2 separate regions of the Homo sapiens genome follow, and region 2 is linked to region 1. The links are chromatin loops, found by intact Hi-C in ENCODE. Cell type or tissue: GM12878. All regions are shown on one strand. Each heading gives the region's core, and the rest is flanking DNA. Links, peaks and the distances in the headings are about the cores only. Region 1 has its middle 400 kb from the start of NR2F2-AS1. Region 2 has its middle 430 kb from the start of LINC00924.

Evidence for each region. Hi-C counts contacts between places; a loop is a spot of excess contacts. Peaks named below come from ENCODE experiments on the same cell type or tissue, not always from the same donor. Only the 100,000 strongest peaks of a DNase experiment are listed, where the experiment ranks them.
Region 2: a loop joins it to region 1, with 8 times the contacts of the local background. A loop is called at or near these places in 3 of 110 quality-filtered maps.

The regions. Positions count from the first base shown.
Region 1 is chr15:95,920,893-95,936,189 of GRCh38, reverse strand. No RefSeq gene overlaps it. Among named protein-coding and RNA genes, the nearest start is that of NR2F2-AS1, 400 kb to the left of the region's middle. RefSeq lists a cis regulatory region at 5,043-5,156. In GM12878, for the core only: no CTCF peak of the experiment used is centred there; a DNase peak (open chromatin) is centred at 6,689.
Region 2 is chr15:95,858,297-95,873,593 of GRCh38, reverse strand. No RefSeq gene overlaps it. Among named protein-coding and RNA genes, the nearest start is that of LINC00924, 430 kb to the right of the region's middle. RefSeq lists an enhancer at 8,903-9,162. In GM12878, for the core only: no CTCF peak of the experiment used is centred there; a DNase peak (open chromatin) is centred at 8,993.

The sequences.
Region 1 (15,297 bases), core at 3,100-11,099:
GCAAACAATAACAAAAAATTATTGTGTCTCAAATGCAAACTTCTTGGCATTTGGAAGCCCTGAACCGTCTGTGACTTTCAGCTTCTGAAGGTTGTTTTTCTTTCTCTTCAAAAGTATTATTGGCTTAACGTGAAAGGAGTGATGCTGATTTTGTAACTTAGTCAAAAAAAACAAAAAGATTTAGAAGTCTCTTCAGGCATTTTAAATACAGAGCTACAAACTGCCCATAAAAAGGCAATTATGAACTTCTTTGAACTGAATCAAATATCAGTCCCTCTATATTGATGAATTAATATCTTCACTTTTTGAATTATAAACTATTAAGAGCATGTTCCTAGCATGTTCAGGACCAGAAGTATAAAGAAATGAAACCTCTTAGCACCCATTTAGGGTAACAGTCTTATGCTGTGCCTTTATTTGAACAATTCATTCCTTAAACATGGAGTACTGGTTATGGCAGGCACTAGGCGACCTAGGTTGTAAGCAGCCTGGACTGAATTTTCACAACTGGGTAAAGATATATGGTGACAGAAAGAGAGAGGAACAATGCCATGGAACAATAGAGCATGATCCTCTGGAACATTGGTTCTCATTTATATATATTCCACTGTTACATGTCAACATAAAGAATTCCATTGTTTAAAAGAAAATCCAAATGAGAGTGGGTCAGTGGCTTGCTTGAGGGCATAACCTTAGCCAAAAGAAGATTCAAATTTATATCCAAGTTCATACTTCTCTGCCCCATTTCCGTACCTCTTGAACTAGACACTGAGCTTTACTCAACTTTATTTGGAAAACGCAGCTCATTCTTGAAGCAGAAGACCCTGAGCTTTTTGTGGCTTCCTAGTGTTCAGTGCTCACCATAATCTGTATCCTTAGACCTTCATGCAAACAGGACCATGGTTATGGTGGTGGGTGGTGCCTATGGTGCTGGAGTGAACACAAGAAATGAGGTGAAAAACACTTTTGCCTTAGTCCATTTGGGCTGCTACAGAATATTTTAGACTGGGTGACTAATAAACAACAAACATTTATTTTTCACAGTTCTGGAGGCTGGGAAGTCCAAGATGAAGGCACTGGTAGATTTAGTGTATGGTGAAAGCCAGCTTTCTCACAGATGGTAACTTCTCTTTGTGTTCTCACTTGGTGGAAGGGGCAAAGAAGCTCCCTCAGGCCTCTTTTCTAAGGGAACTAATCCTATTCATAAGGGCTCCAGCCCAAAGGCCACACCTTCAAATACCATCACCTTGGGAATTAGGATTTCAACACATCAATATTGAGGAGACCCAAACATTCAGACCATAGCTACTTTCAATAGGAGTATTGGAAGGATCAAGATGGGGTAACCCATGCAATGTCCTCAGTACAGGGTCTGGCAGGTGATAGTGCTTTACAACCATTAGCAATTATTATTTATTAACACAGATTGAGAACTCTAGAATCAAGATTTTCTAATCAAAGTACTCTTGTGATTCAGATCATTTTAGGTGGCTTGGGGAAAGAAGATTTAACAGCACAAACCATGAAAGGTAATGACTTCGGCCGGGCATGGTAGTGCATACCTATAATCCCAGCACTATGGAAGGCCGAGGCAGGAGTTTCAGACCAGCCTGGGCAACATGGTAAAACCTTGTCTCTACAAAAACAGAAAATTTAGCCAGGCATGGTGGTGCACACGTGTAGTCCTAGCTACTTTGGAAACTGAGGTGGGAGGATCACTTGTAACTGGGAGGTCAAGGCTGCAGTGAGGAGTGACCACACTACTGCACCCCAGCATATGCAATAGAGTGAGATCTTGTCTCAAAACAAAAAGAAAGAAAGAAAATAAAAAAAGAAGAAAAAGGTAATGACTTTGGCTTTTGGTAGCCACTGGAAAGAGAAAATACAAGTGGAGATCTTCCCAAGGCTTGAGGTAATGATCATATTTTACCTAATGAGGATGGTTTTCTGGGCCATAAACTGATGTTCTGTCCAAGTGTCACACGTAATATCATTTAGCTCTTCAGAAGGGTTTCACTCTTCAAGGAAAATGAGGGTGACAAACAGAGGTGTCAGATCTTGTGAAAAGACTAGAAATGCTGTGTCTATAGCTCATGAGGAGTATCAAAATGATGTGGTGAGTGTGTCCAGCTCTCTATCTGCAGGTGACTTGTGGAATGATACAATCAGACAGGGTGCAGAGAGGGGGAGGGGAAAGCAATCATCCTCTGAAAGAGATCATCAAACGCTCTTCCGGAGAATTGGCTGCTTTGCAGGTGGAGTTGCCCTGTGCTTACTTTGTCAGAGATGCTGTGCATTTTCAAACAACCTGGGTTTCTTTTGGGGAGTGTGTGATTACACTGAGGTATGTTTCTTTTCTTTTTTTCTTTTTTTTTTTGAGACAGGGTCTCACTCTGTCACCCAGACTTGTGTGCAGTGCCACAGTCACGACTCACTGCAACCTCTGCCTCCCAGGCTCAAATGATCCTCCCACCTCAGCCTCCCGAGTAACTGGGACTACAGGTATGTGCCACCACACCTGGCTAAATTTTTTTGTATTTGTTTGTAGAGATGGGGTTTTGCCATGTTGCCCAGGCTGGTCTTGAACTCCTGAGCTCAAGCTATCTGCCCACCTCGGCCTCCCGAAGTGCTGGTATTACAGGCATGAGCCACCGTGCTGCAGACGTGTTTCTGAGAACATTTTGCTTACGGCCAGTGAAGGATGCTAAGTCTAGGGTTCTAATTAAACCCATCGCTGAATTACACTATGCCTCCTTTCTAATCTCATGTTGGCCAGTTCCTTTTTCTCACTGGACCCATCCACACTGGATTGCCTGAGAAGGATATGGGTTATTCAATAAAGTGTTAGGAGTTATTCTATGGTGAATCCTATGTGCTGCATTGATCGTTAGTAGTGAATACTGCTCTTTCACTTATCAATGACTATGTTCTTAAGCCTATAGATGTTTCTTCTTGTCTACTATTTATAAGGTGCTGTGGTTGGCATAGGATGAACTATACCACAGTACTATCCCTTTGCTGGGAATTTATAGTCTATGAATAAAGGATAAGATAACATCATAAATGTAATGTGGGGTAGACTAAATGATTCAAGTCAGCTGGGTGGAAAGTGCTGAGAATGTTGAGAGAAAGGAGACATTCCAGCATGCGCCTTCCAGACCTAACCCATTATAATAAGCATTGCTAGTCCAGAAATCTCTGAGAACCATGGCCGAGGGTCTAGATGTAATGTGCTGCCACAATTCTAGGCATGCGGAAGTGATCAGGGGATAAAATAGACAGAGTTTCCTCTCCCGCTTCTTAAATTCCTGTGGGAAGTGAGGAGGGTGGTGATAGGCAATGACTAATGGTCATAAAAAATTATTTCTGAACTTGGTAAGTCTTAGGGCAGTGGAAGAGAGAAAAGCTTTCTCCAGAAGCTACTTCACATAGCCTGGAATCATTTGTCTGGCCTGCCAAGCAGTGATGATTCTGCACTTACCACACTCTCTATTATGTCAGGGCTAGAAATGAAAAGTGCTAGTGAAATAAATTAATAGGTGATTAAATTATCTTATTTGGAACTAGAGCTATACAAAGGGATGATTTACTATGCACTATACCATTTATAAATTACAAATTTAACAATGGTTAATTAGAAGAGATCCTCACATATACAGGTACATATGGATATATGTAAATTCAAGGTGTTTTGGCATCTAGAGCCAGAAAAATGAGGAAACAAGGGTGTTAACAAGGCACAGGGAGGAATACCAGTGAGGGTGTTGATTCTGGCTTTGTCCAATCACAAAACTGGTTTGACAATTTTTGATGAAATCAACCGGTGGGTTTAGTCTAGCACCTGGTCAATTCAGTCAAAAATGTCAAAAACCCTGTGACCGAATTGACAGGTGTTAGACTGACTGACTGGTCAATTCCATCAAAGCAGTAGAACCATTTGTGTTTGTAGATACATTTCAGGCCCAATATAGAAAAAGAGAATTTGGGGAATTAGCACTGGGGTAATCTCTTGGAGGGACACTTTGGGAGAATGGGCAGTAAGTCACCATTCTGTAATATCATCCCATATCGATGGCAATTCTAAGTCACAGCAGCCCCCAGAACGAACCTATGACCATTATTGGAAATAATTCAAAGCTATTAATAATATAGTGTCCTGATGCCCCTTGTAGTTGACTACTGTGACTTGTTTGTACTTTATTTGAAAAGCACAGGTATTCAGGGGACCAGTTCTGACACTTCTGTTTTGCCGTACATGAATACCCATGAATGTGACATTAGGACTGTGGGTGAAATAAATCTACATTTTTATTATCATGGCATATTAGTCTCCCAGATTAGATACAAACATGTCCATTTTAAATATTTGCAACTCAGCACTTTCTCTTCTCACAATGATAGTTTCTTAGTGACAGAGAGAAGGTCATTACAATAAAAACATGAGGTATAATGGGTGCTAAAAATGCTAAATATATTCACCCCCAACTTCTGGTTAGGTGGTCCCCGTGCTTGGTATTTGGCCTATGGGGAAAATTACGGATTTTAAGAAACCATCATGATGGTCCCACAGCATTCTCCCCTGGACCCCCACGGCCGGGAGACATGTGCATCTGCATAAAGTCTACTACATTAAAGACCAAAAGGGCTGGCTTGCTTCTCCCACGGTCTTAAGTTAACACTTGTCTTTGTGTAGTCCAGTCTTTTCTGAACTTGAAATCCAATTGGCCAACAATTAAAGCCAATTAGCACGTGAGGAAAATAAACCAAAGACTCTCTCCCTGTGTTTTCCATGGCTTGATAGAAAGCTAGTTAGCTCAAGGCATTAGCATAGTTGTGTATCAGGCCAGGCATATAACGGAGACTAGTTGGCTTAAAGTATTAGAAGACTGGGGTAGCGGCTGGGGCAGCAGAACTGTGTTATTCTGAGCTAACAGCTGCCAAACATTCTTGACAGGAGATGAGGCAGATGTCCAAGGACAATCAAAGAGAGAAGAAAGTTTAAGCCAACGTTTGCCTATCTCATATTCTCTGCTTGATCCTCAGCCTCAAAGACAACGCACAGCTGCTGCACTTCAAGGTCTAGAGGCTGATCCCAACTCCCAGGCTGCCCCCACACCCCTGCTTATTCTCTGAGAGCTGGGCTCAGCTTTCCTATCAAGCCGCCCTTGCAGGTCATCTTGTTGGAGAGAGTGGGGCTTCTTGGTGACTTTTCGATATTCTGAACACTCACAATGTTTAGATCAAAATTCCACAGTGTGTGATAATCATAAGATTCGGGACTGAAAAAGCCTTTCTAGGACAACCCTAAATGGGCCAGCTTATCAGGAGACAAGATAAGTGGTGGCCAAAACAGCGTGTCCTTAGAGGTAAGAAATCATCAGTTCAAATACAAAGTGAAGAAAAGAGGAGCAATCCATGTGAAATCTAAATGCTGCGGATTTACTCTCAAAGCTGCGGACATTTTGTTTCAGCATTTCAATAATAGAAGGGATGTGGGGGATAAAAATTAAAGTACAAGTGTCCATTATGGATAAAGACACACAATATGCATCTGTACTGAAAGCGTTTGCCAAAACGTTGGCGTGTTATCTCTCCTGGGGGAGAGGCAGAGGGACTTTATTTCCCATCAGTGCTAAGAGGCATTTCATGTCCTATAGTACGGCAATATGCTTATTTACTAAAATCTTTTATTGTTATATGTTACACAGCATGTCAAAAATAGGCAACTCTTTCATGTTGTTAAACAACATCTGCAGGTAATGAAACAGTAGAATCTTCTCAAATAAAGAACCTGTGTAATTGTCAAAATCTTTACACATACCATTGTTCCACAGAGGGGGAACAACTCAAAATTTTATGTTAAATTTTTTTTCTATGTACCCTCATCTCTTGTATGAGATACACACTTACAATATTAAATTGTAATTATTTGATAAAAATATTAATCCAAATTTCACCCCGTACTCATGAGTCTGTAGGCAGATGTACCCTTTTAAATATATTAGTATCCTCAAAGCAAGGGCATAGTCTGGACTTAGTGTGTTTATTGAGCAAATGCATAAATGAATGAATGAAAAGCAGGTAGACTTAATCACATGCCAAACCTACTGAAAATACATGCAAACAATGCTCCTACAATTCAGTTGCCTATAGAAGCAGTAGAAAGCTATATTTTTAGAGGAGTACCTGAAAAGAACACAATATGAAATAGTTTCTTTTAAAAGCACTAATTTGTTAGGAGTTCTTTTATTTCAACAAAAAATATCTATTTAAAAATAACTATTGGAATTAGAGAAGGTTTTAAAAATTACATGTATTTCTACCCCGACAACTAATTACAGGGATAACTTTCACACATACTACCATTGCAGGTGCAAATATTTAATTATGTGTGCAAGCCAGGTGGTGAGGTGGTTCCTTAACTACGTGTCCAATTGTGTCTGCTCTAGTTGCCCGTTCAATTAGCTGTGGGTGCAAAAAACAGAGACCTAGCTGAGGCCCTATTAAAATGAGGCCTATATATTTCACAGCCTTTTATCTGTGAAGGGGGAAGGGGTTGTGCATTTTGCATTTATGTTAGCTGCTCCTAGCTGGGGCCTGGGGGAATCACTTTTGGGGAGCTAGTTAGCCCAGAGCAGCTGGACTTGTCCTGATAAGAATTGCACACAGTTGCATAGGAAGTGGTCAGCTCTCCTCCACCGCAAGTTTAGCTGTTAAACCAGGCACTGTCTTAAAAGCCACGTGGCTTAGCTTATTCTAAAGGTGCTTGCAAATCACGTGGAGGCTTTCCCTGGGAGATCAGAACAGAAAAGTTTGTTCAAAACATTTGAAACAGGCAGGCTCTTGTGACTGAATCATTTTAATTATTTTAGCAGCTCTTCTTCACCCTTAGAGGTGAGGTTAAAAGGCTATTTAGGGAGAAGAAACTATTATTCACAATACGGTCTGAGAATCCGCAAGGTTAAGATTTGACCAAGGATGAGACTTACGAAAAATCAACTTGGTGTTGAGTCCTGTACATTTGAGAAGGGCCTGGAGGGAATAAACTGAAAATTTAAAGTTGACAACTGAATTCTAGTTTTCCTCCACTAGCTGTGTGACTTCGGCCTTATTATTTAACTTCTCTGATTCTCAGATTTCTGCCCTGGGAAACGGAGCCACTAATATCTACATCATACATAATATCTACACCTACTAAAGTAGATGTACTTAAAGCACTTTGTTTGGTGCTAAGTCCAGGGTGTGTGCTCCACAGAGGAAACTTCTTTGCTTTTCTCCAGAGGAAAAGAATGCTGAGAAAATTTCTATTCAGCTACACAGCTACACAAAAGATCCAGGGGAGGGAACTGCTAGACATCCTGGACAGGTATCTCATTTTTACCCTTCAAAAGTTGATGACCATGTTCACATCTGCCGTGATGTATTATCGGATTTTTAGCTAGAGCAATAAATCACAGCCCTCTAAATCTTAGTGTTTACATTTTTAGAACACTTAAATACGTTTCAATAACCTAACATCATTCTATTTTTAATATTCTCCTCAATAACCTCTGGCTGCTCATTCTTAGGGGAATGCAGGTTTACAAACATGGGTTTCAAGTTTTTGCTAATAATTCTTATATTTTTATCTGGTTTTGAATCTCATTTATTTAGAGTTGCTGACTTTTTAGAGTGGTTATAGGGTGCCGTGTATGAAAGGTGATTTGAAATTTTGTCTTCGAGTGCAGGGTTCCTAGTTACGTCATTCACACAGGCGCACTCACACACATTCATGCACGCACGCACATACACACAGACACACATCCATTCCCCCAAGGCTTTACAATAATGTATCATAATGACTTGGATGCATGAGTTTGCAGCCTTTTGGAGGGAAAATTCTTAACGGGGACACAAGGATTGTTTGAGTGCTAACATCAAGTTGCCAACGGAATGCTACGTTATAATAATGATGCGTTTCCCTGCAATATGTTGGCATGACCAAGGAAGTCATGGAACCTGGCATCAGGGAACCTGAAAGTAGTGACTCCTCCATTAGAAATCTTGGTAGTTATTTTCACTGCCTGGTCTGGATATGGGCATTGATGACATAGCTTGAATGTTTGTGTCTCCTCCAAAATTCGTGTTGAAACTTAATTTCTAACTTAACAGTAGTATTAAGAGGTAGGGCCTTTAGGGGGTGATTAGGATATGAGAGCTCTGCTTTCATGGATAAGAGTAGAGGTCCTTACAAAAAGAACTTGATGAGGGAGAGAGTTCTCCCTCTCTATCTTCTTTTGCCCTTCAGCCTTCCATCATGCGAGGACACAACTTTGGCCTCTTCTGCCATGTGAGGACGTAGCGACGAAGTACAGTTTTGGAAGCAGAGGATGGGTCCTCTCCAGGCACTGAACCTGCTGGCACCTTGATCTTAGACTTTCCAGCCTCCAGAACAGCAAGAAATACATTTCTCTGCTTTATAAATTACCTAGTTTCAGCTATTTTGGTGTAGCAGCACAAATAGGCTAAAACAACTGAGGAAGGATTTGGGGATCTATTCTCTTACACCTTGGCCTTTTCTCTGGATAGAGATGAGCTCACTTAGAGAGTCTTTCAAATTCAGAAGGAAAAGTAGTTTGCTCACAAGATGCTTATATTTGTGATAAGACTTGGGGTGGAGGTCATTCTCTTTGGAACGAACTCTGACTTCCCTTGATCCTGTTTTCTCTCTGGGGTGTGGAGAGGTAGGATGGGATGGGATTTCTGCTATAAGGAAGACATTCACACAAGGCCGCATGCCTAGGTACCATCAAGTACCTTCCATTCACTGTGAAACGTGAGAAGCCAACTACTCCCCAAATAACATTTAGGCTTTGACAATGTTTCCCTCCTATTTTCCAGCTCCTGTCCTAGGGAGCTTGAGGACAAGTGCTTCTGAGTGCCCAGAAGAGACAGAATAAAGCCCATTTAGAAAAGCTCTGGGAGCTTGATGAGACTTGCAGGTACGAGAAAATCGAATTGGTGTCCAACAACACTATTTTTCGGTGATAACTGCTTGCAATTGCTAAAACTTGCTGATGATAAAGAGAGAAAATAGAAAACCCTTTGTCACTTTGAATGTAAAATCATCATCATCATCATCATCATCACCATTTATTAAGATAATACCATGGGCCAGGCTCTGTGCTAAGTGCCTTGCATATATTATATCTTTGATGTGTGAATTAAAAGTGACCTTCTTGAAAATTTAAAAGTATTTGGGTAAAAACCTCCATTTTATTTATGTACAGTGGGAAACTCAGTGTCTCTCCCTAAACCTCAGAGACTCCTCGGTTTTCTCTAACGTCTGTTGACCTAGTCTGATCTGGGGTTCTGACTTTTCTTTTCTTTTCTTTTCTTTTTTCTTTGGAGACAGACCCTTGCTCTGTTATCCAGGCTGTAGTGCAATGGTGTGATCTCGGCTCACTGCAAACCTCTGCCTCCTGGGTTCAAGTGATTCTCCTGCCTCAGCCTCCCAAGTAGCTAGGACTACAGGCGTGCACCACTACACCTGGCTAATTTTTTGTATTTTAGTGGAGACAGGGTTTTACCATATTCCCCAGGATGGTCTTGAACTCCTGAGCTCAGGCTGTCTGTCTCGGCCTCCCAACGTGCTAGGATTATAGGCATGAGCCACCGCGCCCGGCCTGGTTCTGACTTTTCTTAACCGTTCACTCTTACTGGCGTCTCACCTCCTGGGCCTCATCCCTCTGTTTCACATTGACAGGTCCATGGACCATCTCTTTCCATGGTTTTTAAAAAAAACCCACTTGCAGAAAGCATTTGTGTACACAGCAAAGTTTAATAAGCTGGAATAAAAGAATTGCACCACAAGAGAGCAAACAACTCAAAACTTAATGCTGGATTACCGGCCACTCCAGCTGACTAGGTCCCCCCCTCAGACTCCAGCTCTGAGACAGAGCAGCTCTCCGGTTAAACTAACATGAGGCATTTGGGTAAGTCTTTTGGACTTCAACTATGCTCAGAGTAGAAATGGGAGGAGGAAGGTGACTTGCTTCTGAAGGACTTACCTACTAAGTTGAAGGCTGCAGAGAAAGAATAGTTGACAGAGACGATCGGAGATATCCTTTATCAAATACACCAGGCATAAGAAAAGGGGAATTTAAAATCCGGCTTTCTGGCCGGGCGCAGTGGCTCACGCCTGTAATCCCAGCACTTTGGGAGGCCGAGGTGGGTGGATCACCTAAGGTTAGGAGTTTGAGACCAGCCTGGCCAACATGGGGAAACCCCATCTCTATTAAAAATACAAAAATTAGCTGGGCTTGGTGGCACACGCCTGTAATCCCAGCTACTTGGGAGGCCGAAGCAGGAGAATCTCTTGAACCCAGGAGGTGGAGGTTGCAGTGAGTTGAGATCACGCCACTGCACTCCAGCCTGGGCAACGGAGCAAGCGTCCGTTTCAAAAAACAAAAACAAACAAACAAACAAAAAGCCTGGCATTCTCTAGTCACTTATGAAAAGAATCAAATGGAAAACTGTATTAGGTTAAAAACAAAACCAAGAACAGAAGAACCTATCTATTGGAATGCTGGCTTGTAGAAAGAGTTCAATGCTAATTGTATGACATTTCCTTAGTGTGGGGTATCTTGTATAGTGTGTTGTGATTATTTTTAAAATCAAAATCATCATAGAAAAGTGAGTGTCTGATTGATAACCTTTTATTTTATATAGCTAGGCCATTAGGTGGCATGTATATAGAGAAATGATTCTAAACTATATTTCCTGTAATACAATAATTTCTGCTTTTCCGTATTGACTATTTGCAATATATCAATTGGTAAACACAATGTATCTGGCACAGGGGCATCCAATCATGACACAGACAGCAGGAAAAACAATGAACTGAAAATGTTGCAATGCATTTCGTGAGGCTGGATTTATTTACTCATCAAAAGCATTAATATCCACACCCCTGTGAATTCTTTCCTTAGATAGTTCTCTTTTTTGTAGATACAAGCATCAACTTTAAGAAGAAAGGTTTGAGGACCACCTGGTTATCTCTTAGTTCCCAGAATAAAGTCACCAGGGCCCAGGAAATATCCAGGAGATAATAAATCAGTGAGTTCCCGCAATGAAGGAAAGGGGAAAAATAACCAAAAAGGAAATCGAAAAGATTTAAATTTCAACTTTAGGTTTTGAAAGGATTATTAATATAAACAGCCTTAGGAAAAAGGACGTTTTGGTCAACATCCCATACAATTAAATGTAATACAACTTTTTTTTTTTTTTTTTTTTGAGAACGAGTCTTGCTCTGTCACCCAGGCTGGAGTGCAGTGGCACGATCTCGGCTCACTGCAACCTCCGCCTCCCAGGTTCAAGCTATTCTCCTGCCTCAGCCTTCCGAGTAGCTGGGATTACAGACACACACCACCATGCCCAGCTAATTTTTGTATTTTTTGTAGTGACAGGATTTCACCATGTTGGCCAGGCTGGTCTTGAACTCCTGAACTTGTGATCCGCCAGCCTCAGCCTCCCAAAGTGCTGAGATTACAGGTGTGAGCCACAGCGCCCGGCCTGCAATACAAGTTTAAAACAATGATACACATGCAAAAAGTCACCTTAAATGCTCGTCCTCGATTCTCAGGATGGCATTCATCTTCTTGGGACTGGGAAAGGCCTTTACATAGTTTTTATTCTTCTTCTTCAGTTTGCTTCTAACCCTAGTAATCAATAGCAGAAACAGAAAAGCTGAGGAAAGCCAAGATGCTTCCATTTCTGAGCATCCCTCCTCGTCTGTTCCCTGTGGCTGGGCTTAGAATCCAGTCCTGCCCCCAGAGAGCTGGGTGTTGCCCCACCATTCCCAGCTCCAATACCTGCTCCTTGCTTGGAGCAGTGTGAACTGTCAGTAGCTCGTGGGCTACAAAGATGCTGTGGGACTTTGAACTCTTTTTATCGTGAGCTCAGTGGACCTTTCCAAGCCCCTCATGAGCCTAACAGGTGAACTGTCAACAGCAAGGCTGGGGAGAGGTCTGGAGTGTTAGGGAAGGTGAGTTCTGGGTGCAGTATTTCCTGTGTTTCTATAGGAACTAGTGGACAGAGATCATTTTGTGTGTTTGTGTTTGTGTTTGTGTGTGTGTGTGTTATAGATTTTAACCATCTTAAAATGAAATGACTAGTCAGGTCCGGAGGTGAAATTGTGAAACTGCAGTTAGATTCCCAGGCTTTCACAGCTGCTGAGCAACTGTTCCCCAACCTCGGTTGTGAGGTGTGTCTTACGTCATTTGTTACTAATAAAACAAAGTGCTACAGTTTGTGGGCAACTTACTGATTTTATAAATTAGATTACCTTTTCCTAGAACAACAACATTCACACCGACTTGCTTTCTGATATGCTTTTTTAAAAGTGCTTTATCTCATATCGATAAGCAGGTATATCGCCTACGCAAACTGACTTTGATAATTATAGATGAATATTTAGCCATTGACGTCACCTTCATTATTAGCCTTTTTTTTCCCTGAGACTTTCCTTATTGTAAATATCTGCATCCTGTGATATTTCTGCAACAGCGGCTTTAGTACATGGCTTCATGGAGACAAGTAAATGGGTCGTGAAGTCTCCCAGGTGGGACTGTGACTTATTTTCTCATTAACCAAAAAACCTAACACAGGCTCTGCTATGTAAAAGGTACTCAATATATTTTTTAAAAAATAATTTTTTATTTCTTTAAACCCCAGCAGATATATTTCTTTCCTTTCTTTCTTTTTTTTTTTTTTTTTTTGATGGAGTCTTGCTCTGTGGCCCAGGCTGGAATGCAGTGGCACGATCTTGGCTCACTGCAACATTTGCCTCCCAGGTTCAAATGATTCTCCTGCCTCAGCCTCCTGAGTAACTGGGATTACATGCGCGCCACCACGCCCGGCTAATTTTTGTATTTTTAGTAGAGACGGAATTTCACCATGTTGGTCAGGCTGGTCTTAAACTCCTGACCTCGTGATCCACCTCCCAAAGTTCTGGGATTACAGGCATGAGCCACCGTGCCCGGCCCCAGCAGATATATTTCAATTCGCATAACAAATGTGCTCATAAGTTGTAAGTAAACTAAGATTTTTTTTCCCTTAACTGGATAAAATTTGAGGGGGGTGACTGTTTTTTTTTAAAAGGTGTGGTGGTTTGGAGTTGGGTTTCTCTTGCAGTCCAATACACTGCTCTCAAATTTATCTACTTTGTAAATCCGTGCCTTTATATAAAATATTATTCTTGATAACATTTGCCTTTCTAGAACTAGTGGTAGTAAATGAGGTAACTTTGTCTTTTTTCATTTTATTGAACTCATACTATTTAAGATATTTGTTCAAGTTAGTAGGCTGAGGGACAGAGCTCAGAAAGGTAGTTCTAAGTGTAAAGTTCCATGTCTGAGCCTCAGTGTCCTTGTCTGCCCTCAGCTGTTCTGATGACTTTTAAATGAGGGAGTAGTTATGAAAGTACTCAGAGCTGTACAAATATAAGCATGTTGTCGTGAGTGAGGTGCTCAGGCAGAAAGGCTGCATGCACAGGTATGTAGGGGACTCTTGTGCCCAAATTGCAGAATTACAGGAAGTGGCCAGGGAAGGGATATCACCATGAACCTCTGCTGCAGCCTGGAGTAACAGACCATCAAGTTGGGGGAACACTCGAGAGAGAGGCATGTCTGTGGAGGACTGACCGCTCGGGGAACCATTCCTGCCCCGTGTTTGTGATCTTAACAGCCTGCTGCTCGTATCATTGGTCGCATCTGAAATTTAAAGTTTTATTTAAAATTCAAGCTAAAAAAATTTCCCAAGCCCTGCCCAGAGTGTCCAGGTCGCATTCCCTGCTTGAGCCCTTGTGTGCTGTCTCAGTCCACATGGAAAAAGCTCTGACTGAAGCCACCGCCCTGGGTTGGAGCTCCAGTCTCGTAATTCCCCTAACTTGACTTTGCTTCTCCATCTGCAAAATGAGAGTTGGGAGTTCGATGAATTCTAAGAGCTCATTGATTCATATTAACATTAGCCCAAATAAAACACAATCAAAGACACATTGGCAGACAAATACGAAGATTACCTTCATCCCAAAGTTAAATAAAAATGACTTTATTTTCTATTTGGCATTCATTATACACGTTGTAATTTTCTTCTTGCGACTGGAAAAATCCAGAGTAAATAGCTAGCACACAGAAGGATGTCCTCCGGCTTTTACTCCCTCACTCTTTCCCACTAAGTCTCTGTCATTTGCACGCGTCTTCCCCAATATTTGCATTTTTAATCTGTGACATCTCTTTTACCTGAATTTAAAGGAAGATGGTGTTTTCTCACCAGATTTGTAAAGTAAAACAAAATAGGAATATAAAAAGTTAAACGGGAAATTGTCATCGTTTCATTGCCTTGGCTGTGACAGGGTTACAGAGTGTGCTATTTCAATGCAAGGTCACTACTGTACTCCAATTCAAGCTTGTGTTTCCCAGAAAGTGGAATGATGCCTAGAGAAAGTGAACCACTTCTTTCTGTTGCAATGCTTTCCAGCACCAGTGAGGTTGTGCCTTCACTTTCTCCTCCCCAGGAATGTCCTGGGGAGGAGAAAGGACAGTTGTTTGACCTCTGCAGCAAAGCCTTATCTTGGGTGGAAGAGGAGGCTGATCCTAAAAAGCAGTCAATGTTCTCTTTCACATGTCTGACTCCTCAAATGAGTCCTGATGGTGAGAGAGAGAGAGAGAGCATTGAAACCTGTTTTAAATGTATAACAGACCAGCAAGAAATATTCTAACCATTTCATTTTCCAAAATGTGAATTGGAACCACAGACTGGAAAATCAAAACTATATTGAATGGAACCCCCCCCTCCCCACCCATGCCCAACAAGACATTGGCAGCATTAGCCCTGGTATTTATTGCTCATTTTAACTACAGTGCCTAGCAAGCACTTCCCCAGCCTGTATCGCAAAAAATATGTATGTATATAATTTATATACTTAATATTTTGCCCTAGCTTTCCTTGCCTATTTTACAGTGTTGGAGACTGTTTGTGTGTTTGCTATGTATCAGTTGACACCTCTGTAAAATCTTTATATTGAATGCCTTTGGCAACTATGTGCCAAATAATAGCGTTGCCATTTGTAATTTTTGTAGTTCCAGTTTTCCTATAAGCTTGGCTCTGTGTGTTACAAGTAGGAAAGGTTTAAAAAGCCTTATTGATGCTTCTTTCTAATGACCTTCCTCAGTGGTGTGAGTCAAAATCACTATTCCCTGACTTTCCTGTTCTTTTCTTCCATTAAAGACTCTAACTAGTTAAAGAAACGTGTCCTGT
Region 2 (15,297 bases), core at 4,090-12,089, 64 kb after region 1:
TTCACCCCAACCCTGACCATGGAGCACGGGGAAACGTGCCTTTGGGGTTCTGACCAAGGTAACCCTCTTGACAGCAAGAAGAAAGGTATTTGTAACTCTCTGTATTTGGCATTGCCATTGCAACAAGTCCCAAAGGAAAAACACAACCATATTTTCCCTGTTCAATTTCTCTATTTGGGAAAGGTTTACAATCCAGACCTGAAATGTAGGTTGTAATTACATACAGCATAGATCTAGATTGCATCTTCATAGGCCAAGTAAAAGAATATTGAACAATAATCCCAATTTTGCCACATAGAGTAAGCAAAATCACTCAACAGCCTTGAGTTTTCCTTTGCCGCCTGTAAATTGCTTGTGATTATTTCTCCCCACAGCCTCATATTGTAACGCTGAGAACTAGACAAATTAAGGTTCAGATTATAGTTTTTTTCTTATCAAGAGCCTCGGTTTGGGAAATTCTTCCTCTGGAGGTAGGTAGATACATCTACTTTGACATGTTACCAAGATTAAATGAGTTAATCTATAGTTATTAATTCAATGTCTGGCACAAGTAAGGACTCAGTACACGTGACTACCATATTTATTCAATTCTAGTATTTTCTCACATTTTAACAATCTTGAAAGCAGACTGTGCCCTACCATAGAAGGTATCTTATAATCATGGCTTTCCAGGTGGCAGTTGTGGTCTAATTGCCTCAGCTTGCAGATGTGTAAACATCAAAATCTTCAGCCTCAAAACTAGCAGAATGATTGTTAATGACTTGGAAAAAAATGTCAGAAACTATAGTGAGCTCCCTTCTAATTATTAGAAACCAAATAGGTAGGGAGAGAGAGTAGGGTGAGATGACAAATCAAGCATGCTTAGCAACATTCCTGAAGTGGGAGTCAAGAGCAGGCTGCGTCTTCATTACTGCAGAGCTGGCCTGGGAGTCCAGCACTGGTGGTGCATAGTTATTTTCTTAAAAGAGTTCATCACCATCTCCCTTTATGGCATTGAGATAGGTATTCGGCAGGCCTGGTTTCACAATATACAGGTCACAAAGACTCTGCTGATAAAACAGGATGCAGTAAAGAAGTGGCCAAACCTGCCAAAACCAAGATGGTGATGACAGCCACCGCTGGTTGTTCTCTTTGCTCATTATGTGCTAATTATAATACATTAGGATATGAAAGGAAACTGGCACCAGTGTAATGACAGCTTACAAATGCCATGGCAACATCTGTAATGAGAGGTGAAGCCAGCTGGACTTCCTGGGTAGAGTGGGGACTTGGAGAACTTTTCTGTCTTACAAGAGGATTGTAAAACGCACCAGTCAGCGCTCTGTAAAATGGACCAATCAGCAGGACATGGGCGGGGACAAAGCCAGGGAATAAAAGAAGCTGGCCACTCCCCCCTCCCCACAGCCAGCAGCGCAACCTGCCCGGGTCTACTTCCACACCGTAGAAGTTTTGTTCTTTTGCTCTTCACAACAAATCTTAACTGCTGCTCACTCTTTGGGTCCACACCACCTTTAAGAGCTGTAACACTCACTGCAAGGGTCTGTGGCTTCATTCTTGAAGTCAGCGAGACCACGAACCCACTGGAAGGAGCCAACTCCGGACACAGTAAGTTACCCTATATGGTCTGAAAGGGAGAGGAACTCTCAGTTCCCAGAATTCCCAGCTCCGTTCCTGGAAAACTTACAAATAATTCACCCTTTGTTTAGCATACGATCAAGAAATAACCATAAAAATAGCCAGCAGCCCTTGGGGCTGTCTGCTATGGAGTGGCCACCCTTGTATTCCTTTAATCTATTAAACTTGTCTTCACTTTACTCTGTGGGCTCCTGCTTGAATTTCTTCCCGTGCAAAGCCAAGAACCCGTGTGGCTTCCTGGGCTGAACCCCAGTTTTGGCATTTGCCCTGTGACGGCATAGAGTGCAATACTGGAAGTGAAGACTCCGACACTGACATCAATGATTTGGAGTAAATAAGTGATTCAGTACAGTCATGCTCTGAATGTAAAAAAGTATTAGGAATTTCTTAAGTCATTTATTTTGCATATATAGGCAAGCACACACACACACATATACATACACAAGAATGATAGATGACAGAAATACTCGGGTCTTATAAGAGCCTTCTCAAGTATAACATAAGCATTCTAAGTGGTAAGAAAGTGTATTTCCATAGTTTCATTGGCAGTGGTTTTTCCTTTTTTCTTTTCTTGCCTAATAATACATACACTAAGGGTTTGATTTACGGTGGATGGGATCTTAGATTTAATAAAATGTGGAATTTGATTGGTGAGGATCAAGTGCTATATTGAATGAAGTAACTAGAATAACAGTGGGCACATTGTGGATATTTACTGAATATTTGCTAAACGTAGGGAACATAGTGTAATGGACACTGCACCATCTGACTTCTACCTGCCATTCCAAACCTATTTCCTGTCATGGTTTACAATCCTTTCCATGCTCCATCCCCACGCAGGGTCTTTGCACAGGGTTTCATCTATGTCTGTTCTGTATCTGCCTTGTTCTTCCCTCTTCTGTGTGGCCTCCCATAGTAGTTGTTCCTGTTGCTCAGTGATGTTCCTGGTTCTCTTCCTCTGCCCAACCATACAAAAGGATTTTACTGAAAGTCACCCATGGCTGTGCGATTTGCTTTGGCCAAAGAAATGCAAGGGGAGCCCATGTGTTCTACTGGAAGGTGAAAGTACAGAAGAGCCAATATTCTCTTCTCTCCTCTCTACCCCACTGCTGTAGCAAATTCAGAAGCACTGTGTTGAGGCAGTGTTTTTAAGATAGAAGGAAGTGTCATGGAATGCCAAGCTGCCAGGGTTCACATCATATAGATATTTGCAAAGATGTGGTCTAAAAAGCATTTGCAATCACCAAAACAGCATGTCTAAGGAATGAAGCAAAGTCAGAAAGAATTGAGGGCCAGAATAAGGAACATGATGTTTTATCTGTGGCTTAATAAATTCACCTTGCAACCTTTGCTTATTCTGTGGATGATGTATACTTCTAGGCTTTTCAGTTCAATTAAATTACAATTTTCCTGTACAAAGAAAAGCTGATGTAAAGCCCCCATTTGTAGCACCTCAGATAGCTGTAGCCTGTAAAATTGTTGACAGAAAGGCTTGGAAATGAAAATAAAAACATCATCAACAACAACAGAAACCTTCCTGAATTCTCCTCCTACTTGTTCAGCCCCTGTGCTTTTGCACTCGGATGAACCTTTGCCATGAATAGCCTTACTGTGTCCTTTTAACAATAATATCTTAAACTTTTATAGTGCCTTATAGCTAAGCATCTCTAGACATTTTACAATCACATTAAAACGAAAGCTGGTCCTTTTCTCAGAATTGCCACAGGGGCCACACTAAAAGCCAGCAGTTTGCTACTTTATTCTGAAAAGGAGGGGAGGCTAGTGGGCTGATAGAATAGAGGATGACCCCTGTCTCTCAGCATCCCTGGCTGGAACAGCCTTCGCTGCATGATGGTAGAAGGCAGGAGAGTGAATGAGAATTCACAGCCAAGGAAGACTTGTGATCCACAAATACGTGCAAAACACAGGGACGATGTAAAACCACAGCTCTCGATTCTCATAACCCACATCCCTCAGCCTAAGCTTTCACACACACACACACACCCCCCACACATACCCTGGGTGGAATTCTGAATTATTTGTAATTACAATCAAAGATTTACTTGATAGAAAATGAATTTTCTTATTTGAGCAATCTCAAATCTTGTGTTGGGAGATGTGTGAAAATATTTCTGCCTTGAAAATCTATTTTTACTTCAAGTATATGATTAAATTATCTCTATCTGTCTATCTATCATCTTTCTTTTGGCTCTTCAACACATTGTTAAAACGTTTAGGATTCATCAGGTCAAACCCAGTTTTCTTTTTTTTTTTCTCAATTACAAGGATTTAATGGATAAAGCTTAAGATTCAAAGCTGGAGCTACATTAGTAAAGTGAAGAAAGAATTAAGGCAATTATCTCAGTAATTAAGGGGATCAGCCAAACCTTTTTTGGCTGAGATGCCTAAATAAATGGAAGAAAACATGGATTGGAGGAGGTTGAATCACTTCCATTTTCGGAATAAAAGCCGCAAATGGCCATTTCACATTGGTAATCTAACTCCAGTCACAAATTGTGACTTTTTCCCCTTAAAGTAATACAAAGGCTTTCGGTCGTTAGTAATTCATTATTTAGGCAAGTCTTTCCGCGTAGCTGTAGAGAAAGGCAGGAGATGAGCTTGTTTAGCCTTCCAGAGTTCTCTAGAAGGTGGCACCCAGAATAATGGAGCTCACCTACCTGGGTGCTGCAGCCAATCCCTGCGCAGGGCGCCTTCGTAGCGCAGTCTGTGCATTGGAGCTGAGCGCCGTAACACCAAGGCTCTGGGAAAGCATCCAGTGGGATTTCTTAAACCCCTTTTACGACGCCTTTTCCGCCAGGGAAGTTTCTGCACAAACCCAGACTCAGGTGGGCTGATACTTCTCCCCCTAGGCTGCCACACCCGGAGAGGGCAGGCCCAGGGCACAAGTGTTTTCTTTGCCTCTCTGCTTTTACTGCCGAGCTCAAGTTGAGTGTAGCTGCCATTAAAAACGACAAATGTGTTCTAATTTTAGAGCATCATAGCAATAATTGTTTTTATTTCAGTGGTGAGGAAAAGTGAAGGAAAAACAGCTTGGGACTTAATAACCACCTTAGCCTGCAGCCTTCGACTTTATTCATGAGATTTTTTATCTTCCTTCTCTCTCGCCTGCATTCTTAGGATCTTCTTTAAGGCACAGCCTTAAATTACCTTTGCAAAGGTTGTATGTTTATTTACAAAGAGCTGGCTCTGAATGTGCCTTCCAAGGCGAGAGGGGTGGCTTCTGGTAATAAACATCTTCCGCTCTCTTAACCACAGAGGCCAACTGCAGAAGGTGATGTTTAGTACTTCAGACATAGTATAGTTTATGGCTTCATTAACCATCTGACCCGTATTGTGTGCAGATTTCATGAAAGTGTGATGCAGGTTTATTCCCTGAGGTATGCTGCTTGGTGGTATTTTATTCTCACAGGGAAGTTGTAGTAATTATCCCTCAAGGTAAGAGTTTTCGTTTTTATACAACAAATTAGAAATTCAGTCATATATACATAAGGTATTTACCTAACACACACCTATTCCCTAATTATATACATAGTGATGGGAATCTCAGCTCCACCCCGGCTCATACCATCATTTAAGTGAAATAAAAAACTGTCATGACAAGCTGACTCGTACGACATAAAGATTTATATTGGGGTCTCAAATATCTAGCGATTTTTAAAAATTGGATATATATTTTTAAATTCAAGATTTCCAGATAAGTAGTATATTAGGCTAAAAATAAAGGAAAACATAGACAGTGATCTGATTCATTTTATATTTAGAAATAGCCAAATGTGGAAACAAATACTCCTGGTGTGTGTGTGTGTATATATATTAGTCAATATATCACTGAAAAAAATTATATGGTAAATTTGTGTGTGGGAAAAAGGGAAAACGTGAAAAGTTGAAAGTTACGGTCTAGGTTTGTGAATTTATGCAGCATAATGATAATCATTGGCTTTTTCACTTGTGTTCAAGACCTTCCATAATTATTTGAGCCTTCTGCGGGGAGCACTGTTTCCCCAACTGCGTTCACACCTGATTACTTTTGTTCTTTCCAAAGTTCTCATATGTGGAAGGTTCTATATACTGGCCAGAACCATCCATCCAGGTTTTTCCCTCCATCTCCTGCCAGTCATTGTCACTCAGTAATATATTAATGTGTACTTCTTCCCATGTGTGTGCTTATACATCTTATTTCCCCAGTTATATTGACAAGCTTTGGGAGAGCTGGAACTGCATCTTTCTTTTATTCCCCTTTTGCATTTCATTATTGCCTACCTCTCCCATAGTAAGTTCTCAGTAAACATTGTTTGATCGACTGATATTAAATGAAATAATGATTACCAAGAACTTAGTGTAGCATTTGGCACTTAGTAAGTGTTCAGTAAATGTTAGCAGTTCAGTCAGTTTGTTAACAAAGAAGAGGGAAAAAGAAATATTTCAGTGTCTTTCTTGCTTAACACAGTTAAACGAGAACTTGATGTAAAGCCTTGTCATATCCAAGTAAGAGGATCACTTAATATTTCTCATGCATTTCCCTTTTCCTTTGTTATTAAACACTGAGCACTTCACCTAGTGGAAACCTTGATGATCCATCCAGTTATCTCTAGTGATCTCTGACAACAAAGCATACATTTTCCAGATGCCTGTCGACAAACGGTCATTTTTCCAATCTCCCGCCACTGAGCGTGGCGCTGGAGAATTTGGATGGGAGCTGCTGTTCCCTGACTCTTCCCAGCAGCCAGAGGCCCAGCATAGGATTCCTTCTGATCCTTTTATGACGCATACTCTCTCTTAGTGTGGTTCTGTTTAACTACACCTTCCTAATCATAGCAATTAAATAAACTAGAACCTTTTAACTTATGTTGGAATATATACAGTTCTTATTTGAGCAATGCCTAAAATAAAATGCCAAGCTGACACATTTTGTTTTTTCCTACAGGAGGGGATGTCTTTCCCCCCTTAACCCTCATATCATGTAGGAGAAATTTGCAATGAGGCATGGCCCTAACACACTGAGGATAATTGTGACCAATGGGAAAATTTCCAGAAACTTTGTAAGAGGCCAAGTCTGTAGAAGATAACGGGGAAGTCGATTGCCTCAGAAATTGGAGTGAGCTAACACAGATAAGTCATGTCTCATTTTTTCATTCTTTTAAAATTTTGATAATTTAAGTGAAACATGCCTACTTTTAAAATTTTTGTTGTGCCTTCCTCCTGCTTGGTCCACAGTCTTTATCTGAAAGATCTTTATTAGGTTAGATGAGAGTTATTAATAAATCCCCTACTGAAATTTTTGCTTCAGATAAATAGAAACTAATTTTAATGGATGGAAAAAATGAGAAACTCCATTTCAGTGAATTATAGGCTTTTAGATGGCATGGCAGAGCTGACCCTAGCAACCCAGCGGCAAATAGACTTTATGGTGGGAAGAAAGTTGTGCCACAAGGCTCCTTAATAGGATAGAAACTTCCCAAGGAGTGAGAGATTTCAGGAAGGAGAAAGCGGAGAACAATTGCTAGGAACTGAAGATGGGAAAGATATCACAGCAGATAAAGAGATTTCCTCTTGACATTACCTAGCAATTGACATTTGGTTGTGCAGGTTGTACACTGAGCAAATTTAGAAGGCATTGTTTAGATGTGAATTGTGTCTCCTAGAGGTCTGTACTACACAGTCTGTTGTATCTCTTCATCTCATTTCACTGATCTTAACATGGTAATCATGGGGATGCTGTGAGGACTATGAAAAGTGATTTTGCCACATGCAGTGCCTACCTGGCAGGCATCAGACATGAGAGTGTGTGCCTGGCAACAGTGAGGAGGCTCAGTAGCTTGGAGTTCGTCAGGTTTATGTGCACCAGGGACCCAAACCCTCTGGTAGTAAAAAAGGGGGAAAAGACAAGGAGAATTGCTGGGGTGACTATCTTTGTTTATGGTGATCATGGCTATTGTAAATAGCAATTCTTCCCCATGTCAGTGGCTTCATACAATATGATTTCTTTGTCAGTCACATAAGTTTGAAGTAGACTTTTCTCCAAGGTGGTGTCCTTCCAGAAGTCTGTCAGAGGCCCTGGTGCTTTCCAGCATGTGGCTCTCACTTCTTCAGCAGGTGCCAGGGCTGCTGCAGGAGAAAGGGCATGGAGGATTGTTCCTGAACAATCTGAACACCTGACCTCAAGTGATACACCCGTCTTAGCCTCCCAAAATGCTGGGATGACAAGCATGAGCCACCACGCCTGGCCCTCTTACTCTTTTTTAAAACCACACTGGGGATATAGAAACGTGTGACATCTTTCAACTGTCTTTACCACATTTGCAAAGTTTTTTCACCTTTTGTTTAGTTCTGTTTACTAACAGATACAAAGTCTGAAATTCTGTTGACCATGTCTGCCTAGGACTGACATCACGTTTCTTAAGTTCTATTAGTCTAATCACTGTCATATGGCCACAGCCAACTTCAAGGGAAGAAGAGAGAGGCAGACTGGCTGTCTGTCCAGGAGGAAGAGGAAATTAACCTCTTGCGTAATTTTGCCAACACCACCTGGATGTCTTCTTTTATGCTGGTACAACAATATAGCAGCATCATCCTTGATGTGAGCCTTCTGGATTCAGAAGCCAGACTGCATCCATACGGGATGTTTCCTTTCTCTCCAAAGACTAGAATAAAAGTAGTGACAGAGGTGGAAAGATCACACACATAAGGACACACGATTTAAACCTAAGTGGAAAATATACTTAAGAAATTAAATTATAGTATTGTATTTATTTTTGAATGTTTACTGTCTCATATAATTTATAATTTGTCCTACTTATTTAATGGGAAAACATCATCTGTTTCAAAGAGTTTGGACAAATATTGATTTATTAATCTAAAAGGAAGGATTCAATTGTATTGGCTTTCCTGATTCCTGATCCAACTGGAATCTATAGGAAACATCCATTTGATTCTCTCTCTCTCTCTGCTCCTATTCTTTTTTTAATTTTTATTTTATTTTTAGTTTTTGAGACAGACTCTTGTTCTGTTTCCAAGCTGGAGTGCAGTGGCATGATCTCAGCTCACTGCAACCTCTGCCTCCTGGGTTCAAGTGATTCTCATGCCTCAGCCTCCCAAGTAGCTAGGATTACAGGCACACGCCACTGCACCTGGCTAATTTTTGTGTTTTTAGTAGAGACAGGGTTTTGCTGTGTTGGCCAGGCTGGTCTCCAACACCTGACGTCAAGTGATGCATCCACCCTGGCCAAAGTGCTGGGATGACAAGCATGAGCCACCGCACCTGGCCCTCTTAGTCTATTTTGAAACCACACTAGAGATAGAGAAACATGTGACATCTTTCAACTGTCTTCACCACATTTGCAAATTTTTTTCATCTTTTGTTTAGCTTTGTTTACTAACAGCTCTAAAGTCTGAAATTCTTTTCTGTTTCACTGCACTCACCACATTAAGCTTAATACTCTGAAAATACACACAGCTTTATGGAAATGTATCTGACACCTCTGTGTTCTCCCCACACTTCATTTACCTCTTTCTTTTGAAACTCTAGCAAAGAAACCCTTGCTAGGAAGTAGGAACCTGGGATGTTTAGCCAGAGGGTCTTTTAATTTTCTTCCCTTCCTTTTTCTTTCCTTCCCTTCCTTTTCTTCCTTTCTTCCCCCTCTTGTGCATCCCCCTTTTTTTTCTCTCTCTTTTAGGGAAAAAGTAGACAGTGATTTTTTTTCCTTTTTTTTTTTTTTTTTTGGCCTGAGATAGAGTCTTGCTCTTGTCACCCAGGCTGGAGTGCAATGGTGCGATCTCCACTCACTGCAACCTCTGCCTCCTGGGTTCAAGTGATTCTCCTGCCCCAGCCTCCCGAGTAGCTGGGATTATCTGCACCCGCCACCACACCAGGCTAATTTTTTTGTATTTTTAGCAGAGATGGGGTTTTACCACGTTGGTCAGACTGGTCTCAAACTCCTGACCTCAGGTGATCCACCCACTGTGGCCTCCCAAAGTGCTGGGATTACAGGCATGAGCCACTGTGCCCTGCCAACAGTGATCTTTTAACTTGAGCACTGGGGAGCCTGGATTTCTTGTTCATGGGCTCTCACTGATGAATATTATTTGTGCTTTTATTTATGGTTTTCTTAAGCTTAAGACTGTGATTTACATATCAACTGTGTGGCCAACTGCATCTGTGCCACTACTTGCAGTTCTTGCAGTGGGCATTGTGCCTATGGTATTGCTGGGGTTTTCTGCACCATGATATGCCTTTGTCTCTGCTTGTCTTGCACAGCTTCTCTGCCATCGTCAACTTTGAATGTTTTATTTAAATTCCATGTTTTTCCATTATCCTCTGCAGGAGCTTTCTTAAAGAAATACAATCGGATAAAAGTTAAAGAACTTCTTATTACGCTCCCAGTTAAACAGCTTCCGCACACCTTGGAAAGCTTTGCACCTTATAGCACTCAGGTGTGTTATGCTTTTAATTAAATGTGGTGTTTGCTGTCATTTCTGTAAGTCCTCAAGCAGTAGACCCTTGGACCGACACAGAATCCCATTAAAGCCTTGCTTCCATGGGAAAATCAGATTATCCTCACCTCCTTTTGAACTACAATGCCTTCCCCAGGAATATAATTCATGGTAAATATAAGGTCATCTTGTACATTTGGTAATAGCTGCTCCTTCCTCTTCAGTGGTTAAGGTTAAAATGCTGGGCTTGGTTCTTGGGGAGTGACTGCCCACGCCTACTGTTGGAAGTTCCTCCATTAGTCAGGTTTGCCCTGGCCACTCTGAGAAGATAGTGCTGGAAAAACTGCAGTCTTTCTCATCTTACCTCCCCGACGTCTGATCCTAGACTGACCTCTCAGAAAAGTGTTTGACCAACACTGTTCCAGCAGGTTTCCATCTGCATAATAGCCTGGTGATGTCTGGTAAGCACAAGCTGAGCGCACACCTTCTGGGGACTGATGAGATCTAGAATAACCAAGAGAACGTAGACCTGCATTTTCACTGATTCCATTGAACAGGCATGGCCCCAACACTCCGCTTCTGTCTGATACTCATAAGGCACGCTCCATTCTGAAGTTACCTTAGACGGCCAAACCTTTTATAAAGTTGCTGTCTACTTCCTCTGGGGCATATACAGTTAAAGATATTGAACTTCTCTCACTATTGTGTGCTAAGATTCAAGGATCAAAAAAGCAGTAAGACAGTGTATTTGCCCTAAAGAAGCCCATATACCTAAGTGGTACTTATAAAGGGGAGACAGACATAAACACAAGGATTTGTAATACAGTGAGAAAATAAAGTGAGAAAGGGCATGTAAAGTGTAACTCAGAATGTTCTCTAAAAGTCTGAACACAATAGGTGTCTTCTGGATGGACAAAATGAACCCCAGTGTCACCATCCTGTATCTCTGGGGTTAGTCAAAGGAAAATTCAGCTTGTAGGGTGGAGAGAAACTTTCTCTACTGTTAAACTGTATTATGAAAATGTACCCAGTGGTGACAATGACTTAATTGTCTAACTTAGTCATGGCCCCATGGATTATCGTGAGGCTGCGGAGGGGCCACTGGCTGCTCCTGTTCTAACCCCAAGTAGAAATTGGCAGAGCTGATGACCGTCTGGGGGTGCAAACCCAGGATGTACATATCTAGGCCATGGTTTAACCTGGGTAATCTCATTCTACATTCTTTTTAACCTAGATAGTGGTCCTGTAATACTTGTTACAGCCCTGGTTTATACAACTAAAAATAAGAAACTTTTTTTGTACTTTAGGGTCCATTTGACTCAACCATGTAAAATAAATTCTCACCTTATATTCACCCAATCTCCTAGGACTCTTTCTTTAGAGCCTGTCACCTATTGTAGCTGGCACTGTGTCTTACACATTTGGGGGCCTCACTTAATAACTGCCTAATGAATAGATAGATGAATGAATGGGTGAATACATTTATCGGTGCCAAATTTCCATGTTCTCATCTCTGTAAAAACCTATTGCGCGCCTGTTTCTCTTTTTAGTCTGTGGCTCTCTCACAACTTGTTAGCTAGTTATTTTCCATTCAAAGTCATGGGCAAGACATCTAGTCTTTAAAAACAGATTCAGCAAAATTTTTTTCTCCTCTTTGTCGAAATCTCAAAGAAAGAAGGAAGAGGAAGAGAAGAATCTAAATGTGGTGATTAAACTGTGGCTCTGTCCTTCGTTTGCCTTGAATATGCTTGTTTTCTTTCCTTCTCCTTCTGAGTAGACACATAAAGAATCACATTTGAGGGCTTTTTTTTTTTAAATATGGATGAGTAACATCTGTTTTAACCTGAACGATTCAATGTGTTTTTTAAGAATCATGTTTACAGAATTAATTTGGTTATAAATATGAGAACAAATTTAGGGTACAAATTTAACTCAATCTTTCCCTAAGGCAAGCTGATTCATAAAATCTGAAATATTGTTTTGGCCATGAAGTAATGTTTCCTCAAGCTTAATAAGTAAATGGAAGGAGAAAACCTAATAAAGCTCAAATCCCCAGCAGCTAAAAAGTTAACACCTTAGTGATGGAGAGCCAAAATAAGAATGGATGGAGTCGCGCCAGCACACAAGAGGTCCCAAACCTGCTAAACCTCTTTCTTAAAATTGGAACTCTTTTCTTTCAAGTTATTCAACCTTTCACCTAATAGGTCCCTTTTGCTGACCCTTGAACTATGGTTATTTGTATAGCATTGTGGTAATAGAGTTTGGAAATCTGAAAAACATTAAGTTAAATGCAAGGGTGTTGAGAAGGTGAAATTCTTTAAGTGAGCTGAAGAAATTCTAGCTGGAAGATTTAAACATGTTTCCCCATAGGAGTAAGGGATAAGAAAAATATTGTGCGTCTTTAGAAACATTATCAAAGTGTTTTAAGTAAATAAAAAGGAAGAATATTATTGACAACACAAATATGTGAAGAGTGAGGAAAAGTAACGTTCTCTTCAGCAGCTATTTTTAAAATTTTAAAAAAATAAAAACTTAGACCAATCAAAATTTTAATTGATATGAAATATATTGCCAATAACACCAATACTAAAAAAAAAGTTACTGTTTTTTCAAGTGACAATTCCCAATCTGTAACATGACTAAATGAGGAAGGCACAAGATTCCCAGAGAAGTTTTTTTTTCTTTGCGGGACTTAGTTTGATGGTGTTGTTTTATCATTTCTTCAAATGGGTTAAGGAGAAGAAAATGAGGACATGAAATTGTGACTTCTTTGAAATAATACTAAAAGTATGCAAGTGTCAGTTGTTTTGACTACCCCAAAATATCATGATCTAAAGTGAAAAAACTTGAGTCAAAGTGTCTTTTTATTTATAATATCATCATCATCATCATCATCATCATCATCATCATCATCTTCGTCATCATCATCATCTAGATTTTGGCCCTATCTTTCACATTTTTAGCTGTAGGTACCAGTGGTTTTGCTTCTGCCAGAATTTTGGTGCTGACTTTTCTGTATTATTTGTGATTGTTTAGAATTTAATATCTAGTTGACAAGAGAAGAGCTTCTAATTTTTTAGTTGGGAAATGGGGATTGGCAGATAACAAGGGTTAAAATCAACGAGTGTATTATAATCTTGAGTGACAGTAATAAAAGTGAATATTATAACACCTCTTGAAGGATCAGCTTTAGATATGGATTTCTGGAAAAATTTGAGAGATTGAAAAGTGTTTCTAAGCACGACAACCGTAACCACATCTCCCTCTCCGCTATCTTCATACCTACCTACCTTCTCACAGACTTGCTTTGTGCCTGCATTACGCAGTTCATTCATTTATTCATTCAACAAACATTTTTTGAGCATATATTTTATGACTGGTCCTGTGCAAAACCCCAGAAGGAAGATTGAAAGACAAAGACAAACCCCAGGAGGAAGATTGAAAGACAAAGCTCTCACATAATTTTGGATTAAGGCACTGAAGACTTTGGATAAATGCAAAATCTGATAGATAAAACACTGCTCACTCTAAGTAGTTTGGATCTGTATGGTTTTTTAGTAGCAATAACACTGAACCTGAAATGATGACACTTGGGTTTGAAGCCTACATTCTAGAGCTAGGTTGGTCACTGACTATCTGGTTAAGAACCTAGGATGGGCCAGTCCACTTCCCTCTCTCCCACACTCCAACCCAGTGATTGATTCTGGGCTCACCAAGTCTTACCTCTAAAAGGACGATTGGAAACACGAAGTCATTCTGGCTCTCCTTAACGCTGTCTTTCTCATAGTTGCATTCCCAGAATATCAAGTGTGAATCTCCAGTATAGTAAGGAGCGTACTAGGTGAGATATTTGCTAATGTATCATTTTCTCCCATGTTCTTCTCATCTTCCTGCCCCCAGCTTCTAATATAATGCCTGGAACATGGTATATGCCAATAAATATTTGAAGCAATGAGTGAAAGTAACAACTATAATAGAAAGGAACTCTAGAAACTGATAGAAACAATATGAATCCGGCAGTGATTATAATCTCACCTAAAGAATATGCATTATATACTTTGCATATTTTATTATATAACAGAAATATTCCGTGTTGGTGACATTTAATACGAGAGGCAGTTTTCTCCTGCCATATGGCAGTGTAAGCCTATCAGAGTACGTTTTACAGTTTGTTGGGGGACGTGTCAAATCAGAGAAGAACTAATGTATGCCCACCCAGTCACCACTGGCATATTCAGGAACAAATGTCTCCTTTCCAGGTTCCCACTGTACAGTTGATTCATTGACACATTATCAGTTGCCTTCATGACAACAAATAATCTAAAACTTGTTTGATCATTGTGTAAAACTCCCAGATCATTATGTCTACTGACATTAAACATCTAGGTCTCTTCAGGTATTGATTACATTACTGTTTCTACACGCGGAATTAGTTGAACCATTTTTACACATCCCTCCAGTGAGTTTATTTGGTTAAACAAGCAGGTATAAGTCATCTAAGAGATTAATTCATCCAGTGTGCTTTATATAATGTGTACCCAATAAATGTTTCTTGAATGTTTTTATTGAGTTAATGAATTTGGATAAACTCCTAAGTATGAGTGTCTGAATATTACAAATTCCGTGAGAAAGGGAGACTGGGTTGTCAACTGACTACAGAGAAACTCTTCAAAGAACAACCTCCATGCATCAGCATGGGGCAAACGGTTGTATGTTGAAGTGATGCGTGTGTTAATATAGCAACCCATGAATGTAGATATTAACCAAAAATATAGAATTAGAACCTCCTAACACTTTTTAGGTGTATGCATTACTTATGCAGATCTTTGCCTACTCTAAGAAGATACAGTCCTTGTCTTCATGTTTTCATTTATTTTATGAGCTTCTTTTTGGGTTGGATTTTGTAGGGCTGATCAAAGGAGAAATACTGTTTTGAACTCCACACAAACTTCATGAGTTAACACTTTTGAAAGAGAGGCATATCATATGCTCTGATAGTGTTAGTCAATACAAGCTGTAAAGGGAAACTTTTCAATAAATCATAGTGACTGACTGCAACATTTCTTAATGTATTTCTGTGATCCTTCTTAAGAAAAGTATATACATAGGCATGCAGTTATCAAATGCACACACTTTATTATTATTCAAAAAAATCTTTACTATCCACGTTATTTTCTTATACTTTTTGTTCAGATCAGGAAACAACATTGA